Linked DNA regions of Mus musculus: region 1 is linked to region 2. A link is a loop called in an ENCODE intact Hi-C map of the cell type or tissue named here. Cell type or tissue: heart. All regions are shown on one strand.

Region 1 (2,500 bases), 160 kb after region 2:
AATCCAGTATTTAATTAATGCGAAATTGAAAAAAAAGAAAAGCGAAAAAAGTAGGCTCAACTGGATATTTGAAGCAGTTTCTACAAATATAAAAGAGTTTGTCATTATTTAAATAAATTGTAGTGAAAGTTATAATTTTCATTGCTTAATAGCCTCACACTTCACTTGCCCGATAGTTTCATAATACTATTTTCTCATGGAAATATAACTCAGTTTCTTACCAGAAGATAGAAATGGTGTCACAGTTGTGTCAGAAAGAGTTGTCATTTCTTGCCCAACGAGTGGTAAACTTTCTCCTCCATCAAACATCCCAAAAACATTGACTCTATAGGTGGTGCCTGCCCTGAAATAGTGATATGCAGAGTGGGTAGGGACTATGGTCTCAAAGGAACAGCTTCCATCTTGTTAAAGATAACTTATCTTCACTAACAAACTTTCACCCATAGGAATGAATAATGTTCAGTATTGTGAAAGAAGAAAGATAGTTGCCATCACATTCCAGCTTGCTGGTAAGGAATCACAGGAAACTAGCCACCCAGCATTCCAGGGAGCTCTGGGGATTTACAGCACTGTCTCAGGACTGGTCAGAGAGACAGCATTTCCCCCATGCCGCTCAGTGTTGGGAAAAATTAGCTGCCCTGCTTAGGCTGCTCCTGAGATGCCGGCTTTAGAATGATTGAAATGTTCTGTGTCTGCCCAATGACCTAAGACACTCAGCACTGGGCAATGTCAAACAGTGACCTTCCAAATTTCATCCTACCTACTCAAGTTACAATGAACAGCAAGCATTATACAGGTTCCAACACTATTGAATGAATACTTGAGCAAGCAAAGTTTCCAAGAGGAATGTACAGTAACCCATTGGTATCTCTGGATGAATGTGGAGTGCTGTTCAAGTTCACACTCCTTTGTTTTCCATCTCACTGTCTAAAACTAGACCTCTAATCAACTCAAAGCTCTTCTGCCAGCTGGCCACAAGCACAGACTCTGGCCTTTGAGCTCCAGTGTGCTTCCCTGCAGGGACATCCACCCTGGCGGGGGCAGGGGAGTGTCTCAGAATGAGTCACTTGGCCACACATTTTCACATGACTGCAACTGTAATGAAACTATGTGATACGGACATGTCAAAACCCAGGTATTCTTTTTAAAAGTCATCCCTGATCACTTAGTAACAAAAGTTATCTAAACAATACAAGCTGTTTGTCAGACTTAATTCTTTTCTGTTTTCTGCAAACACGTGAGGTTGTTCTTTGTATAAAGCCTATTTAAATTTACCTAAGTGATACAGTCCTTAGCACAAATACAGTTCATTCCTACCTAAGCTCCTCCAAGACAACTGTGTTGTCATATGGTCCAAGGACCAACTCCCCAAGTCTTCTGTCATCGCCTGTAGGGTGGAATGTGACTTTGTAACCTTTCACTTCCCCAGGGGCAGGCTCCCAAGTCACTCTGAAACTTGACATGGTTGGGTCAGAAGTTTTGAGGTTTCTCGGCGATTTAAATCGAGACGCTGTAAAAATAAAAGATTTTAAGAACAATACTATGGATAAGATAGGCTTAGGTGTTTTGGATTCACTCCCACAAGAAAAAATGTGTATGTATAAGAAGGGTCAAGTCTACTACTAGCATAAAATGTCAGGCTCAATAAAAGCCCTGGGAAATTGAGTTCTGCAAGAGCAGCACACACAATTGGCACAATTCAAGTGAGTTTTGCATTGATACATTAGCAGAAAGATCAGTTCACAAGGAACTAGATTTGCAAAACAAGTAATAAACTAATTAGACACCCCATCTAATAAATATAATTTAGTTTATTACAATTATAAATATTTGCCTATAGTGTTCTAGAGCTTAAATCCAAGGACCCATTCCTGTTGGCTAAATACTCTATAACTCAGACACAGCCCCCCAGCCCCAGATTCAATTAAAATATTTATCATTGTTTTATACCTGTTGTTCCTGAGCCTTGCCTGAGCTTTCCTTCTCCTGTCTTGTACATTGGGAGAACTGTGATGTCATATGTGGTCTGGGGTTGAAGTCTCTTTAGCACTGTTGAAGTGACCGTGGGTGGCACCTTAGCAACCATCTGCCTCCCACCCCCTTGAGGGCGATACACAACACGGTAGTTGACGACTTTCCCCGGTGCTGCTTTCCAGGTAACTCTCATCGTGTGTTCTGTTTCTTCATCCACTCTTAAGATTTTGGAATCTTGAGATACTGTGAAATAAAAAATAATAACAATAAATAATAGTGATGATGATAATAATAATAATAATGTACAGCATGTTAAAGGAAAACATTTTTGTCTGCCTCTCCCTTCGTGTAGGAAGGAACTCTAGATTCTAAGTGTGGACACAGATGTCTTGCTTAATGTTGCAGTCGTGGTGTCATGATGGCATGTGAGCCTAAGCTCAGCGTGGCCTCAGTAGAATGCTCTCGCTTTATCCAGTTAATACAGAAAAATAAAAGTTCATATTGCAGGGATTTCCTATCTGCATTC
Region 2 (2,500 bases):
ATCATTATAAGGCTCACAGCTGCTCAGAGCTCTCGGGTGCCTCAGTAGTAGACCACTTGCCAAATATCTGAGACCCTGAATTAAAAGTAGATCCCAAGCACCATGTGCAATTAATTAATTAATTAATTTAAAAAACAAATCCCAAAAACCTGCTGGCTGCAAGTCTGTAGTAACATTGTCAGCCTCCTGCCCTTAGATAGTCTTTAAAAACACTGATTGGTTTCATACTTCCATACTCTGTATAAACATTGCTTGCTTTAAAAAAAATGGTTCTGTGAGCCTTCGGTGGCTCAGCAGATAAAGATGCTATGAACAAGCCTGATGACCTGAGCTCAGTCCTCCTGACCCATAAAACAGAAGGAGAGACCAGGCTCTGGCAAGACGTCTTCTGTCATCCATGCAGGAGCCATGCCATGCACACCATGCAAGAGCACACATGGAGAGATACAAATTTAAAAGTATAATCAATTTTTAAATGGTTTATAGTTCTTCTCAAGTGAGGCTTAATAATCATAAACAATAGAATCTTGTTCAGCAATAAACTTTTAAGGAATGTATCATTTGTATGTAGGATGGCTGAGAAGTTAGAAACAACAGATAACTATGTAGAACCTCTACCCAATATAGCACAGAACTACTCTGATGATGGCACCTGTCTCTGTGTCTCTGTGTCTGTCTTTGCCTCTCTCTCTCTCTCTCTCTCTCTCTCTCTCTCTCTCTCTGTGTGTGTGTGTGTGTGTGTGTGTGTGTGTTGATGTCTGGCTATGCTTACTGTTATTTGTTTCCATCTGCTGCAGGAGGAAGCTTTCTTGATCGTGGCTGAGCAAGACACTGATCTGTGAACATAGCGGGATGCCATTAGAAGTCACTTTATTGATAACTCTTTTGTAGAATAGTAGTATTCAGATTTAACCTAAGTACCTGGGCTATCTAGTCTCAGGTTCTTGGTTACCCAAGCAGTGCCAGGTCTGGGTTTCATCTCATGTAGTGGGCCTTAACTCAAATAATATATTGATTGGTTACTTCCACAAGCTTAGTGCTACCATTGCGCTAGATAGCCTATCTTCAGAGTGGAAACCATTGTAAATCAAAGGGTTTGTAGTTGGGTTGCTATTTTCATTTCTCCTTGGTTGGCTTGCAGAGTACCTTCCTGTAACAACAACACTAGTATTGTAAATCAAAGGGTTTGTAGTTGGGTTGCTATTTTCATTTCTCCTTGGTTGGCTTGCAGAGTACCTTCCTGTAACAACACTAGTATGAGTGAAGGCTCTAGGTAAGCACCAGCTATGTTCAGTGAATTATGTAGGTGTTATTTTCAGCTTATAGGGCCTTGCCTTCAGTTTGGGGAGAGCAACTGATAGGCTTTGAATCACCCTGCATTGTTTGGGGCTTCCCTTGGGACCCCTTTAGCTAACAACTCAATTAGATTTAATGTATTCCCAGTAGTCAGGCTTCATTTAGTGATGAGAAAAGTCTTGCACTCAAGTTTAATTATGTGAGAACATGAGAAAAAAACTAGCAAGATTTTGCTGAAAGGACCCAGATATAGCTGTCTCTTGTGAGACTATGCCAGGGCCTAGCAAACACAGAAGTGGATGCTCACAGTCAGCTATTGAATGGACCACAGGGCCCCCAATGGAGGAACTAGAGAAAGCACCCAAGGAACTAAAGGGAACTGCAACCCTATAGGTGGAACAACATTATGAACTAACCAGTACCCTGGAGCTCTTGTCTCTATCTGCATATGTATCAAAAGATGGCCTACTCGGCCATCACTGGAAAGAGAGGCCCATTGGACATGCAAACTTTATATGCCCCAGTACAGGGTAACGCCAGGGCCAAAAAGGGGGAGTGGGTGGGTAGGGGAGGGGAGGGGTGGTTATGGGGGGACTTTTGGTATAGCATTGGAAATGTAAATGAGCTATATACCTAATAAAAAAATGAAAAGAAAAAAAAAACAACAACAGTAGCCTGTAACTTAGAAGAGGGTCTGCACCAAAACTGCTCTATTCTGGTACCCTGATTTCAGACTTTTTCTGCTGAGAGATCTATGAGAAACAAATGTATTTTCAAATGAGTCTACCACAAACCAAATAAAAGAATGTTATTTTAAGACTTATTTTATAGACAATTAAACTACATATCAGAAAGACCAAATTATATGCACAAGCTACCCAAACTAGCAAAGGGGAAGGAACTCTGATTATGAATACTGGGATTATTTTTTACCTGTTTGAGAGGGAAATGTCCATTTATCATCAAAAGAATATTTTTGGTTGGAATTGGATAAAACAAGTCATCCCTGAGGGGAGGGGCCACAGGAACTTGGAGAAGAGCTGTGATGACTGTCATGAACAGGTGAGGAAATTTCTATCAGTGACCAACATCGGGTCTTAGCTCTGTCATTAAAAATGAGACTCAAGGATGAGCATTTCGGGCAGTGCTCTGCAGGTCCTCCCTTTGAATGCTCTGCAAAATTCACTAGACATATGCTGCATCT

What was found. Hi-C counts contacts between places; a loop is a spot of excess contacts. Peaks named below come from ENCODE experiments on the same cell type or tissue, not always from the same donor. Only the 100,000 strongest peaks of a DNase experiment are listed, where the experiment ranks them.
Region 1: it touches region 2 in a loop (2.4-fold over the local background); 2 of 42 quality-filtered maps call a loop at or near these places.

Annotation. Positions count from the first base shown.
Region 1 is chr9:79,680,072-79,682,571 of GRCm38, forward strand. Col12a1 (collagen, type XII, alpha 1) reads right to left here. Exons shown (of 66, transcript NM_001290308.1): 15 at 1,951-2,217; 16 at 1,318-1,510; 17 at 222-343. Among named protein-coding and RNA genes, the nearest start is that of Col12a1, 37 kb to the right of the region's middle. In heart, no CTCF peak of the experiment used is centred here; a DNase peak (open chromatin) is centred at 980; H3K27ac peaks cover 878 bases.
Region 2 is chr9:79,523,840-79,526,339 of GRCm38, forward strand. No RefSeq gene overlaps it. Among named protein-coding and RNA genes, the nearest start is that of Gm10635, 5.8 kb to the left of the region's middle. In heart, no CTCF peak of the experiment used is centred here; no DNase peak of the experiment used is centred here.